Linked DNA regions of Homo sapiens: region 2 is linked to region 1. A link is a contact called in ENCODE Hi-C or POLR2A ChIA-PET data. All regions are on one chromosome and are shown on one strand. The core of a region is the stretch at or near the end of the contact, and the rest is flanking DNA. Distances in the headings are between cores, read along the strand shown. Region 1 overlaps LOC107986178 (a long non-coding RNA gene). Region 2 overlaps LOC107986178 (a long non-coding RNA gene).

Region 1 (7,215 bases), core at 2,024-4,523:
AGAAACTGCCCTTACCTAATCTGAGTCTGCAGAGTCATTACCTTTTGAATGTATGTGTTCCAATGTTTAGTCGGCTGCCTTCACTAACATCCCACTGCAAAGGCTATCAAATACTATGCCCTGCCTGAAGTGAACACTCAATGAGAATTTCATTTGATGACTTAAAATTGGGAAGAGCATGTGGAGTAACAGAATTAGAATTCCATGTATCACCTTCATTGTTTTTGTTTTGTTTTGTTTTTGTTTTTTTGAGACGGAGTCTCGCTCTGTTGCCCAGGCTGGAGTGTAATGATACAATCTCGGGTCACTGCCAGCTCCGCCTCCCAGGTTCACACCATTCTCCTGCCTCAGCCTCCTGAGTAGCTGGGACTACAGGCACCCACCACCACGCCCGGCTAATTTTTTGTATTTTTAGTAGAGACGGGGTTTCACCATGTTGGTCAGGATGGTCTCGATCTCCTGACCTCGTGATCCGCCCACCTCGGCCTCCCAAAGTGCTGGGATTATAGGCGTGAGCCACCGTGCCCAGCCCACCTTCATTCTTTAGTATCAAAGGTTTCTGTTGAAAAAGGCCCTACCAAAGGATGAGATAATTAAGTACTAGAGGGAAAGAGTTTCTGAAAAAAGACCACTTCCTGGTAGTGCAAATGGGATAATGATTTACTTGCTTCCTCATGATTTTTAATACCAAATTTTATTTACTTATTCTCTTCTTTAATGCCCTTCAGCATATTTACACAGATTGCTTCACCCATTTCCCATATGTACTCTCTTAGCTAAAGTGTTAGCTTTCATCCAGTTATGCTCCTGTCTCCTGTCTGTCTTCACCTATTTTATTCCTTAACATCCTCATATCTTATTCTGAGCAACTATCAACACCATCTCTCTCAACCTCCAGAGATCAACTAAATAGTCCACTTCCTGTCAGAAATCATATTTGCTGATGTGGACTGGAGTTGAGATTCTTACAAAGCACAATATAACCAGGAAAACTTTCTCCACCCAATAAATATTACTTGTAAAAATAGAGTTATGTACAAAAGTTATATAATAATGAATGTCAGGAGCTGAAAGTGGTGGTTGAGGTCATGAAATCCAATTCCTTTTTTCTACTTGTTTTATTTCCTTCTTCTTATACAGAAGTAGAATCTGAGGCCCAGAAGACCTTGGTGAATTGTCTAAGCCCTTGTAATAGTGATTGAGTAGGAAATCAGGCCAATGCTTTTTGCAGAATGTATCTTAGACAATTTAGAAAATAATTTGGCAATATTATTGAAATGAGTTTTCTTATTAAGGATGGAGTGTATAAATAAGAGCTACCTGTCATTTAGCTAGGTGCTTTAAATATATTACACATGTATCTAATCTTTACAGCATTTCCACCAGGGAGGTATTATTATCCTCATTCGAAAAATGAAACAAACAAACAAAAAAACAAAAAAACTGAAGCTGGGTGAGTGGCCTAATTCCTAATTAATTGATGTTAAGAAACTTATACAAACATTTAGTAAGTGGTTTAGTTAGGATTTAATTTGAAGCCTGTCTGGACTCCAAATATTCCGTTTCTTTTTCTCTGACGTGGAGCCAGAATGAGTTCCATAACGATTCATGGCACATTGTCCTAGATATTAGAAAGGAATGAGATCTTAATCAATCTTTATTGCTTCAAAATATTGAAGTTTTTTTTTCCTCATTCTGAGTTAATCATCTAATGTATTCAACATATTGATTTTGGGGCACAGACATTAATAAAACAATCCTTAACCTCAGGGTGAAGTAACTCATGATGTAAATGAGAAACAATAGAGAAATAATATGAACTACAGTATTAAATGTTCAGCTCACAATAATTTTGGATTCTAATGCTATCAGCTCATTAAAATTTTGTCAGGTTTAAATGAGATATGTGATATTCTTTTAATTGGGGAGGGTATTCATATGCTAGTTTTAAAATTTATTTTTGTTTACTAATTAATTTGCTGATTTACTTATTTCTTCTTAATAAGGAACACTATGGATAGAGCATGGGTTTTGCTCTTCTAAATCCTGATTGATAGCATGCTTATTTTTATCAGTTAGGAGATGTATGGCCTTGAGCAAATAATTTATACATTTTGGGCCTCAGTTTCTTAAGTCATTTAGAAATGTTGGGCCTCCATTTCTGCCTAAGTAAATTGTGCTCCACATACTGGATTCCAAAGGTACTGAGTAAACAAGTTGAAATAGTGGATTTTAATGTAACCTGAAAACTCTGAAGTCCTAAAAAAAGTTTGTGTTTTAATAAGTGCATCATACAATTATTTTAAAAGAGCACAGATAGATTCCAGGGTGAACTACCGACCATGATAATGAGCACTCGTAGAAAATTGTAAATACAGGAATACACCTTTTCTTCAAAAAAGGAATTTAGAAAATGTTAGCTAATGCAGAGTCTATTAAGATTTTGCTGTTGTTGTAAGTTGGGATGGTGGAAATATTAGACACAAGATAGAAAGTATGTGGTCAAACTGTGTGTATTTTGGAGGCATATCTACATAGGAATGTTTGGGAAGGGTGAAAAGGAAAGTGAAAATTGATGGCAGAGATTAGAGGGCACTTAGAATCCTAATGAATAAGCCTACTTCTGGAGGTTCATTTCATTGTCAAAAAGCATAATATTATAATTAACGAAGTTTCTGCTGTGGTATCACAAAGAAATATCAAAGCTTCCTTTTACAATGGTGGAGGAATAAAAAGGAGTCAGTTTCTCTTCATTTTCCTGAAAGTGCTAAATGATTGTCATTTATCTTGGACATCAAGAATACTTGCTTGGAGTCCTGCTTCACAATTATTTGGCTATCTCAGCTTTTCCCAGGGATTTTGCTCTGGGAAGCTAAAGACCTAAAATTTGGTTCAGAGAGGCCATGGTGGAAAAAAAACCACAAGATGCTCTGATGCCCCTCTAGATAGAAGTTAAACTTCAAGAAAAAACTGCTCTGCTCAGTTCAGGAAAGCTTCATAGGGACCAAGGGAGTGTGGCATCCTTTAGATCTCATACTTTATAATTCATTCTAGGAAATAGGAGTCATTTTTCTCATGCATTATCCACAACCTCTTTCCTTCTTCTTTTTTGTTTACTGCTATCATTATTCATCGGATAAACACATCCATGTCTCTGAGGTCTAGACTCATGAACTCTGGAGGTCAAGCACCTGCTCTGTTCATCCTTTTGGATGAGAAACATTTACATGCAACGGGGCATTGCTTGGCTGGAGAAACAACTCTTCCGACTCAGCTAACCTGTATTTCTGGAAAAATCAGTGAGTCTACTAGATTCCGTAAAATGCCATTCCTGCTGACTCACTCCCTGCACTGGGCCAGTCTGTTCACCTCCGGTGAGTCTGAACATAGTTTTCTCATCTGTGACATTACAAAATGCAGATGGCTGCCTCTCAAAGTCCCCTGGCTTCTAAACTTCTCTGGATACAATGCCCATAAAGGAGGTTTCTACCATTACTTTTTTACTTCTCTACTTCTCTATTATTTTCCAAGACTTCTAGGACTTGAATAGATGCTTTGAACTCTACCTTGTGTGTTTCCTGAGCAATCTTCCTGTCCCTTTGCTGCAGCAACCATCTCCAAATGCCTTTCACCTAACCTGCTCTGAGCAGTTCCTCTCCATAGACTAATTAATCAGTCTTAACTTGTAACCTCAGGGTCCATTAAGAGAGTCTTTTATCACCCCCTCTTTTTATAAATATAGACACTGAGACCTAAAGATAGGTTGTCTTTTTCTTCAAAACACTTATATGAGGTAATTGAATCATTTATGTTTCTTTAATATGCATCTTTCTCCTGGAAAGATAAATATTACTGTCCGCGAGGACAGTGCCATACTTGTTTTTTTCCACTATCATCTCCACGTCCAGGCTTTACAAGGTTCTCCCCATAATAGATATTTTTTAAATCAATCATTGACTTGGGTACTTGAGTGAAGACTGTTAGGCCTGAGTTTTACAGTAAACGATGTCCTCAAATTTAGACTCTTGTTAATGTCTCCAAATGAAATTATATATGCACTAATACATAAAGTTACAGAATTGAGGGTGGGGGAAACTTTCTCATAGAAGTTTGTAGTTATGACCCATTTTCTGACAACTCCTGCTGTAGTGACCTAGCAAATTGTTTTATAAACCTCATCTTGAAATAATTATTATAGTATTATCTTCCTTGGTAAAATGAGTCATTATTAAATGAAAATATTTTTGAGCATCTGTCTATTTTTCATACATCAAAATTATCCAAAAATTAAGGAGGGTTGGATGTCTTTCAACCTCAGAGAGACTCTATTTATAAGTGAATAAATGAATGAAGTAACTGGATCTAACTCAGAGCTAAGCCTCATCCCTGGCTCTCCTGCCCCCTAATCCAGATCCTCGGTGTCTCGTGGGCATGCCACACACTCATTTCTGAGCCTGGGTGCCTGTTTCCATCTGCACGACTGCCTCCTCCACCCTTCTTAACTTGGCTAACTTCCCAGTCGTTCTGCAGGCCTCAACTGAGCAGTAACGTTTTCCAGAAACCCCTCCCTGATGCGTTTTTCCTTTATGCTGATTTACGTGTTTTTTACTTGTCTGTTTGCTCACCCCTTTATCCCTAAACCTAGTCCAATGTCTCCTAGATGATGAATATGTGTAATAAAAGTTCTCAGGTTGTTGAATTATTTAATTTTGTGCAACCTACACAACCAAGCATTAAGATAGCAAAGGTAAATACTTGTTGAAAGTGGCCCATTTCTCTACGTGAGAGTCTCTTGTGTTTCTTTTAGGCTGCTGTCAGCATATGAGGCAATAAGAGAGGTAAGCAATCACAAAAATCTTCCCTCCTTCCAGATTGTTACTCTGGACCCAGTGACAAAGGTAAGGACAGGTTCTCTGATTTAAATGGACTAACGGGCCTTGAATTCCATGATTTTCCAGCTGGATTTTCACTCTCATCTAGAATTTCTCTTCGCCTGTGTTCACTTGCCAGTTATCTTACGTGGATGGCTGGGATCACTCAAACCAAAGTTTATAGCAATATGGAGTTGCACTGTTATCTTGTCACTGTATAACAGCTTTTCACTTAGATGTATTTTGGTTCCTTCCCCAACTCTCCAAAATGCACTCATATTTTTCATCAATATTTATTTATTTATTGAGCACCTACTCTATGTTAAGCACTATTTTAACCCTGGTGCTACTGCAGTGAACCAGAAAGATAAGAATTCCTGCCTTCACAGAGTTTACATTTTAGTGCTTAATTTGTAATATTTAATAAAAATGTCTATGATTTATTTCAGCTGATATAGCAGATACTATTAATGTCCTTCTCTGTCCCCTTCTTCATTTCTAACAGATACCCAATTTTCATCAGGTAGGGGGTAGTCTTCTATTTCAGGGAAAAGTGGATCCTTTCTCAACCTCCGGGAGTGAGTCGTGATTGGACTTAGCCAGTCATATTGATCTTATTATTCTGGCAAGGGATTGTTTTGAAAATGGTCATGTGGGCTGGGCGTGGTGGCTCACACCTGTAATGCCAGCACTTTGGGAGACCAAGGCGGGCAAATCACATGAGGTCAGGAGTTTGAGACCAGCCTGACCAACATGACGGAACCCCATCTCTGCTAAAAATAAAAAAATTAGCTGGGCGTGGTGGCACACACCTGTACTCCCAGCTACTCATGGAGGCTGAGGCCTAATAATCTCTTGAACCAGTGAAGCAGAGGTTGCAGTGAGCTGAGATTGCACCACTGTACTCCAGCCTGGGCGACAGGCCAAGACTGTCAAAAAAAAAAAAAAAAGGCATGTGACACAATTTTGGTCAAAGAAACAACAAAGAGTGATCTCTACCTGGAGGGTCTGGGATGGTGTGTTTCATTCTTAAAATGAGACACAAGGTATGGTTGCTTGTTTTCTTCACCTCTGGACATTGGCATTTCCTGTGACACCTGGCATTGGGACAGCTATCCTGAGAAAATGGAGACTGAAGATGTAAGAATGGAAGAGAGTAATCTATGCTACTGGTGATGGCAGTTGACTTTTATATTTACCGTGAGACTCTTCTACTGCCAACTTCTTGTCTTTTGAGACATATATAATCTCCCCCACTTTTTAGTTGGGCTGTTGGTTGCTTACGGCCATAACTGACCTAACTGATGTGGTTGGTTGTGCAGCTCTGTTTATATTGTACCCAGCATAGTATAACATAAGAGCCAGGAGACTTCTTCTGTAAAAGGCCACATAGTCAGTACTTTTGGCTTTGTGGGTATCATAACCTCTCTCACATCTACTCAAGTTTGCTGTTGCAGTTGGAAAGCAACCATAGATAACCTCCAAACAGATGGGCAGGACTGTGTTCCAATAAGTTTTATGCATAGAAACAAGACCTAGGATGGATATGGCCTACAGACAATAGTTTGCCAACCCCTAGTATAGTGGAAAGCCTATGGATTTTGGCATCACACACAACCTGTCTGAAGTCCATCTCCATGTTCTTGCTATGTTTTCTAGTATATATTCAAATATATATATGAATTGTATATATTTAGTTATTTATATAATTTATCTTTCCCATTCGCACATAAGATCCATCTGCAAAAGGCCTTAAATACTTTTATTTAAAGTACTGGGTGTTTGAGTGCAGCAGTAGATACTACCACATGCTGCTGTACTCAGACACTCAGAAGAGGGCTGAATGACTTAATGACTGTATATTTGATTGAGATTCTGAATTACATTATTCCTATAAGGGGGGAGGGACTTCATCTCATATATGTTACCATAGCGCCTAAATAGGGAGTTTCCCACAAAAAAAAAACCTGCATGGAAATGCATTGATTACAGAAATAATACAGATTCTTCTAGTCTATTGCCACAGATCGCTCTCAAAATCTCAACCTTCTGCCATCTAAGTAAATGCTATGGATGATGGTACTGGCTGCATGATTGTAAACTAACATGCAGTAATTCTCTACTTGTCACCCTATCACCTGGAATATAATGAACTCCTGGAGAACAGGGGAAATTTTGTGATTAATGTATCACACATAATATCTTGAAACTACCTGAAATTCATTAAGTGCCTGCGAAAATTTAGTTTATTAGGCCTGTTGGTAATGGGTCAATACACTTAATTAACTTAAACATGGAAAGATACATTTAAAGGAAATAGACCCTAATTGATCACCTGCCAAGA
Region 2 (6,922 bases), core at 4,172-6,671, 86 kb after region 1:
GTATTTCCAGTTCTAGATCCCTGAGGAATCGCCACACTGACTTCCACAATGGTTGAACTAGTTTACAGTCCCACCAACAGTGTAAAAGTGTTCCTATTTCTCCACATCCTCTCCAGCACCTGTTGTTTCCTGACTTTTTAATGATTGCCATTCTAACTGGTGTGAGATGGTATCTCATAGTGGTTTTGATTTGTATTTCTCTGATGGCCAGTGATGATGAGCATTTTTTCATGTGTTTTTTGGCTGCATAAATGTCTTCTGTACTGGTACCAAAACAGAGATATAGATCAATGGAACAGAACAGAGCCCTCAGAAATAACGCCACATATCTACAACTATCTGATCTTTGACAAACCTGATTAAGAATTTTGTCTGTGATTTTCATCATGCTAATATGGACTGGTCTTTCTGTTTGAGTGTTGAAAATGTAATCTGGATGCACTAGGAAATAAGTAGAATATAAAAGATTAGCTAGATTTGCTAAAAAAAATTTTAATATATACATAAATTTGTGACTCAGTTGTCTTTGTTTTATTGTGAATCAAGTGATGACAATAAATGTTTATTATATACATTTTTTTTCCAGGATGCAACATTTAAAATATACTCTTTTCCTCCAGGACTCAATCTTCCAATTAGGGATCAAGATTAAAAAAAAAAACACAAAATAGGTTCATACACAGTGTCATGTACAGAAAGGTAAATTATACTCAAAATCAGAAAACTTTTGACCTTGATCAAGGATTGGCAAAAAAAAAGAGTCAGATAGTAAATAGTTTAGGCATGGCAAGACCTACCATCTCTGTTGCAGCTCCTCATCTCTGCTGTTCTAATGTGAAAGCAGCCATAGACAGGAGGCAAATGAATGAGTGAAGCTGTGTTCCCTTTAAACTTTATGTTCAAAAGCAGGTGGCCAACTGGATTGAGCCTGCTGGTAGTAGTTTTCTGCCTCTTGTTTTAGACTTTGCATTGCCATTGGTTAGTTGTGTAACCCAAGGATACATCAAGCTCAGAGCTTCATTTCTCTTATCAGTAAAGTAAGAATAATAGTAGCAACTTCCTTGACATTCCCAGTACGAGGAGAAATAAGAAAATACTTGTGAGCTTTTTTGGAACTGTCTACTGTGTGGTAGACATGTTAAGTTACTTGCCATTATTATATTTATTTCAGGTCTCCTGGCTCTATTCTTTTAGCTATTTTTCTATACCTTTTTGTGAAATGGGAAATCATGGTTACTCCTTTTCATTTTGGGTTGGCAAGAAATTTTGGGGGTATGGGCATCTCTGGCCCTCTTGGACTTGATATTCTAAGCAGCATCTTCATTCCATGGCTTTTGATATGCTATTTTATCAATTGTCCTTCCCTGCCCCTGTTATCTAAATTAGCTGTCACCACTTTCTTTGTTATACCCTACTTCATTTTCTTTATAGTACTTATCACAGAAATTATCTTGTTCTTTTAAATCTTAGCCTCATAATTATCTGTCAGCTCCATTATGATATCAATTTGATTATTTTCTGATTCACTTAGTAATATATCCTCAGCACTGATGAATGTACTTTGCCATATATTACAAATTTGACACACATTTTTTGAATGAATTAAATGAATGAAATGTGCAATATTATCTCATCCTATAGGCAAAAGTAGAAGTTCTTCTGTGTATCTGGCCTGGCCACTCTAGTTTCTGGAGTCTGGATCAGATATTTTACTTTCATATCACTTAGCAGATTACATATATCTACTATAATATTTAAGATTTTATAAGAACATTGATGGAAAGTCATTGGAAATGCTTTCAGTATTAAACAAAAATTATGCACTGTGCATTTCACTTGAGCATAATAATCTATCTGGTGCTTAATGATATTATTTACAGACAGTGTCTCATTTCTGCTTATTTGGTTGTTATAGTTCAGCAACAGTGTGCTTTGTCAGCTGCATATCTGCAGACGGTCTGCCAATATGGTCTTTTCCAAATGCCTTATATACTGTAGTTGCCAATCTTCTGTGTATGTCTCTCTCTCTCTCTCTCTCTCTCTCTCTCTCTCTCTCTCTCTGTGACTTGATTCTCTTTAGGAAGGTAGTGAGGCTCAGGGACCACTTTTTTTTTTTAATCGAACATGCACTAGCCAAATTGAGTTTAAGCTGAAGACTGCCTTTTGCAGAGAGACATAGATACTGTTGCACCATGTAACACCGTCACTCACTGATACTGGATAAAGCAGGTCAGAATTTCACTCAGAATCCATTTCAGCACCAGTAATAGGTTGGCACAAAAGCCTCAGCATTCATTACATGCTTACTGAACCTAACACAGATTTTCTGAGGGACGCTGAAAAATAGAAACAAGGGCAGGTTGCTCAGTCACCTTTAAATCAGATTTTTTAAAAAGTTGGATTCCTAAAAGCTAAGGAGGTGTAGGTCTTCACGAAAGGTGTAGAAAATCTGCTTTGTGTCTTTTCCATCTTTAAATGTTTATGATCCAGTGAAAAGTCAGATGTTTAGGGTTTTCTTCTTTAACAGAACTGTGGTGAAGAGGCAATGGCTTTAACATAGATTATATGTGAGTTCCATGTAGTTAGAGAAAGCAAAGAAAATTGTTTTTTATATGTTCTTGCCTTTTTTTTTTTTTTTTTTGGCCTCCTCTCTGTTTCTAATTTAATCTGGCAGCACTCTCTGAAGGTGTGGTAAGAGATAAAGCGTGACGGTTGTTTGGGCTGGCTTGCCAAGTGATTTGAAAGGCTTCTTAAGGATTTTGAATGCTGTCTTGAAGGTAACTGGTAGACACTGACAGGTTTTAGGCAGTAAATTACTTTGTCAAATTTACAATTTAAAAGCTACCTCTGGCTACAGTGTGGGAGATAAATTGGAGTATGCTGAGAATAAAAGCAAGGAGAAGATTTGGGAGCCTGCTGCCACTGTCTATAAGAACCATAGTATCTCTGAAATAGCAAACAGGAATCCTGTGAAGAGAGTGGGGAAGGAAGAGCCCAGTGTTGAGAAAAGTGGTTTTGGGGAAAACTCTTCTCAGTGGTGGCTTTTGAGCAGAGCCTGGCGTCTACCTTGGTTTACTAGTATGTCCCGAGCTCTAACTGCTACCCACTGAAATACTACCACCCTAAGGTAGGGAAGAGTCTGCAAAAGTTAACCTGATCAGTATCTATTCTGAAATAACTAAAAGGAAAATTGCTTTGAGTCTTAGCTTGGTCCGAAGAAGCTCAGTTCAGATGTTTGCTAGTTCTTTATATTCAGATTGTGAATACGACTCAGTGTATTTAAGGGAAACACACACACACACACACACACACCCAACCTGCAAGTCCCATGCATTGTGTGTTAAATATGGAACTGGCTGGCACAACCACCAAGATGGGAGTCATCCACCCCTGTAGATTACTACCTTGGACGCTGCTCTTTTCAGATCCTATACTTTATCTTCCCTAACAGTCATTGGAATGTCACTAGAACTTGATGAGGGCAGGGCAGGAAGCTGAGTCAAAAATCTCAGGAAAGCTAAACCACAGTAGAATTTATAAACCTTAGGATTCATATCTTAGGTGGGGTTGGGCTGTGTGATCTAAAATGGGAAGCGCTGACTCACTGCATTTTGAATAATGACTGGAGGCTCATCTCACAGTATGCCACTTCAATTACAACTGAGGGCTTCTGAATCTGATTTCTAAACACCATGGTCTTGCATCATACACAAATTTGATTTATACGATTAAACTATGCATGCTGGCATATAATGACAGGATAATAATCATGCTGTTGATAATAATGATAATGAAGAGGGAGAGAGATGGAATATGACAATGAATAGAGCACAGGTGATTCTACCCCTCGTTTATCTGTTCCTCTGAATATGTCCTTGATTGTGACAAGTGAGAGAGGAATGTGCTGTTGCTTCAGTTGTCTGATTCTTATAGTAAATATTCATATTTTTTCCTGTTTCACATGTTCCTTGGAAGAAAATTAACAACGTCTTCTATGCTGAAGGAAACAGAGACCAATTTGTATGTACACAGGAGGGAAAGCTGATTGTGTTAGGCAGATAAAAAATAATAGTGTTTAATTTTGTACCTTCTCAAAAGACTTTGGGGAGTCATTTCAACTTATACAATTTTAATTGTATTTGTTGATTTCAGAACCTAATGTTATTAAGACAAGGTTAATAGGCTTTTACATATCTGCTACAGACTTTTGGGGTGCTCTTCATTTTCCGTATCACAATTGATTGTCATGAACTCTGAATTAGAGCAGATAATATTTCCATTTTGCAGATAAGAACCCTGAGACTCAGAGAGATAAGAAAATTATCAACCAAGTAACAATTCAGAGCTAGGACCATCATTAGGATTTCATGGAAGTATCTTTTACTCTCCACCTGATGTTCTGATCTAGAATCTTGCTTTACAGCCCTGAAGGTTTCATCCTCCGCTTGAATGAGTTATGTTTAGGTTCCTATCTTCGAAGGGCATATTGTTCCCAGGAAACCAGTCCTTAGAACCCACACATGATGACTTTTACTAAGACATCTATTGAATGGTCTCAGTTAGAAGCCTAACTAAGTCCTTATTTTAGAAATCAGCCATATGAAATCAAAGTCAGCAAGTTTTAGTAAGAAGAAAAGTCAAAAATGAGGCCATCTTAGAAGACTGTGTTCTTGACTTGGCTCTGTCTCTGTTTAACTTATGTAATTCTGGGGAAGTCATATGCCTCAGTTTCCTCACTGGTACATGGAGAAGTAATGTCCTTCTGGCCTATCTAGTAGAATGATGTGGTATTTAAGTGAGATAGCATTTGCAAGACTGTTTCATAAAGGTAGGGTACTGTAACGTAAAAGATCTAACCACCTGTAAGGGATACGTTACCCAGAATCCACTTTGGCTCTTCTGACCAGTGTCTTTCCCACCCCTGGAAGGCATCTTTTTTTCAAATTTCCCTTCCTTAGAGTGCCATGCAGCAGCAGCAGCAGGAAGAAACAGCCACAGATATTTGGAAAAGAATAGAAAAATAGAACTCTCTCTTAAAACTTACTTGGAAGCTTGCTATTCATTCATTCATTTGTTCATTCATTTATCTCTTCATCATATATTTAATGAGAACCTATTATGTAAAAAGCTAATATATGGAAATGAAAAAAGTCTCTGCCTCAAAAGACATTGTCTAGCAGAGAGAGTATGCATGTACGTAAGCTACTTAAACACAGGTTAATATGAGTGTCCATGGGTGGGCGCGAGTGTGGGTGCATGCACTTCTTAGGAATAAGCTATTGTGAAATGATAGGTCACAGCTGACCAGACTGGCAAGGCTTTCTTGAGAAGGCCACCCTTCTATGGAATCTGCAGGATAAACATAGTAGTCCAGAGAAAGCAGAAGAGAAATGAATCCCAGGAGAACATAATCCCTGCTTCCTTCTTATGAGTAATGATGATGCCAGAGTAGCAAGTTTGAGATGTCTGTGCATTATGACATTGAATCCTCATAAGCCTCCTGGAAAGTAAGTATTGTACTGTTTATAAGAACAAGAACACATTCAGGAAAAGTAACATACCTGGGCTACTCAGCGGGTGAATGGCTGGAATTTGCAACCAGATCTTTGTGAAGCCCAAGGCCATAATGTTAACCACTATGATTCAAAATTTCCAAGCAGACACTCCAAAGTATCTTGTTTAGAATGGCACAATCAGAAAGTGGTCAAGCTGGAAATCACAGCCACTTCTGTCTGGCTCCAAACCTTGTTCCCTAAACTCTCTGCTGATCTGGAAACACATGTGCAAATGCTAGAATTTGAGAATATCCCTTTTTGGAGGCCAAAACAATTCTGTTAATTTGCTAGGGCTGCCATCACAAAGGACTACAGATTGGGTTGCTTAAATAACAGAATTGTATTTTTTCACAGTTCCAGAGGCCAGAAGTTCCAGATCAAGGTGTCAGTAAGGTTGGCTCCTTATGAAGATTTTGAGGGAAAATCAGTTATGTGCCTCTTCCCTGGCTTCTGATGGTTTTCTGGCAATCTTCTGTATTTCTTAACTTGTTAGGAGCATCACCGCAATCCTTGCCCCCTTCATTTTCACATAGTATTCTCTTCGTGTGGGTGTCTCTGTGTCTAAATTTCCCCTCCTTATAAAGACACTGTAGTCTTGGATTAGAGGCCTGCTCTACTCCAGTACAACCCCATCATAACTAAATATATCTGTAATGACACTATTTCCAAATATGGTCCTATTCTGCGGTATTTGGTGGTAAGACTTCAACATATGAATTTCGGGGGACACAATTCAACCTTTAACAGTCACCCTCCATTGTTGAAGCACCCAACGCATGTAGAAAATTTGCAGGAAATTCAGGCTGAGAGACAAATGAGCATCCCGAAGATCTTATTGTAGTCTCCCTAAGGACTTGGTTCTGTATATGACAATGAACAGAATTTTCTGTTTACAGAGAGAAGACTCAGCTTGCGAGTCTTGGGCTGCAGCTGCTTCCACTAAAGTAAGAGTGCTACCCTTAAACACATCACAGCCTTGGTTCCTCCCCTCCCCAGGTTTTGCAAGGACACAAACAGGAGAACTTGACTGACAGCCATTATGCATAATTGACTAAGCAAGAATCTAACTACTGGCTTGCTCTCCCTCTGCATATAGGATCCTCACGGGGGCGCCGTTCCAGGAATACGCCTGCCAGGCCCAGTCCTGGGCCACCTGTGTGTCTTGAATCATTCATTACCAGGTGTCCTCAACTCAACTTGCAAAATTGAAGTGTCTTAAGCCAGTTAAAGAACTCTGCAAAGAAGAGGCATGGTGCATCCAGTAAAGCCTCGTGTGAGAGGGACAATGATCAGGTTCAGGCTTTGGGGTAAAAAGAATGAGCTTCAGTTGGAGTGACACTCCGGCTTGCTCTTGTCAGGACATCACC

What was found. A loop is a pair of places that touch in the nucleus more often than their neighbours do. ChIA-PET counts read pairs that join two places held with the same protein, here RNA polymerase II (POLR2A). Pooled maps may share reads with other maps.
Region 2: a loop to region 1 is called in a map of PC-9, with 6 times the contacts of the local background. The contact joins two enhancer-like sites. A Hi-C loop is called at or near these places in 8 of 168 maps with a recorded cell type or tissue (IMR-90, PC-9, cardiac septum and 4 more) and 7 of 50 pooled maps. POLR2A ChIA-PET finds 5 or more read pairs at or near these places in 2 of 52 experiments (HCT116 and PC-9).

What each region holds. Positions count from the first base shown.
Region 1 is chr4:11,611,303-11,618,517 of GRCh38, forward strand. All of the region lies in intron 2 of LOC107986178 (a long non-coding RNA gene), which reads left to right. Among named protein-coding and RNA genes, the nearest start is that of LINC02360, 150 kb to the right of the region's middle. Within about 2 kb of position 3,274, at least 5 of the 41 ENCODE cell types and tissues checked have a DNase peak (open chromatin) inside an H3K27ac peak, as active enhancers do; they include HCT116, PC-9 and mammary epithelial cell, where a contact is called at or near this core.
Region 2 is chr4:11,695,512-11,702,433 of GRCh38, forward strand. All of the region lies in intron 2 of LOC107986178 (a long non-coding RNA gene), which reads left to right. Among named protein-coding and RNA genes, the nearest start is that of LINC02360, 70 kb to the right of the region's middle. RefSeq lists an enhancer at 2,906-4,105. Within about 2 kb of position 5,422, at least 4 of the 41 ENCODE cell types and tissues checked have a DNase peak (open chromatin) inside an H3K27ac peak, as active enhancers do; they include HCT116, PC-9 and mammary epithelial cell, where a contact is called at or near this core.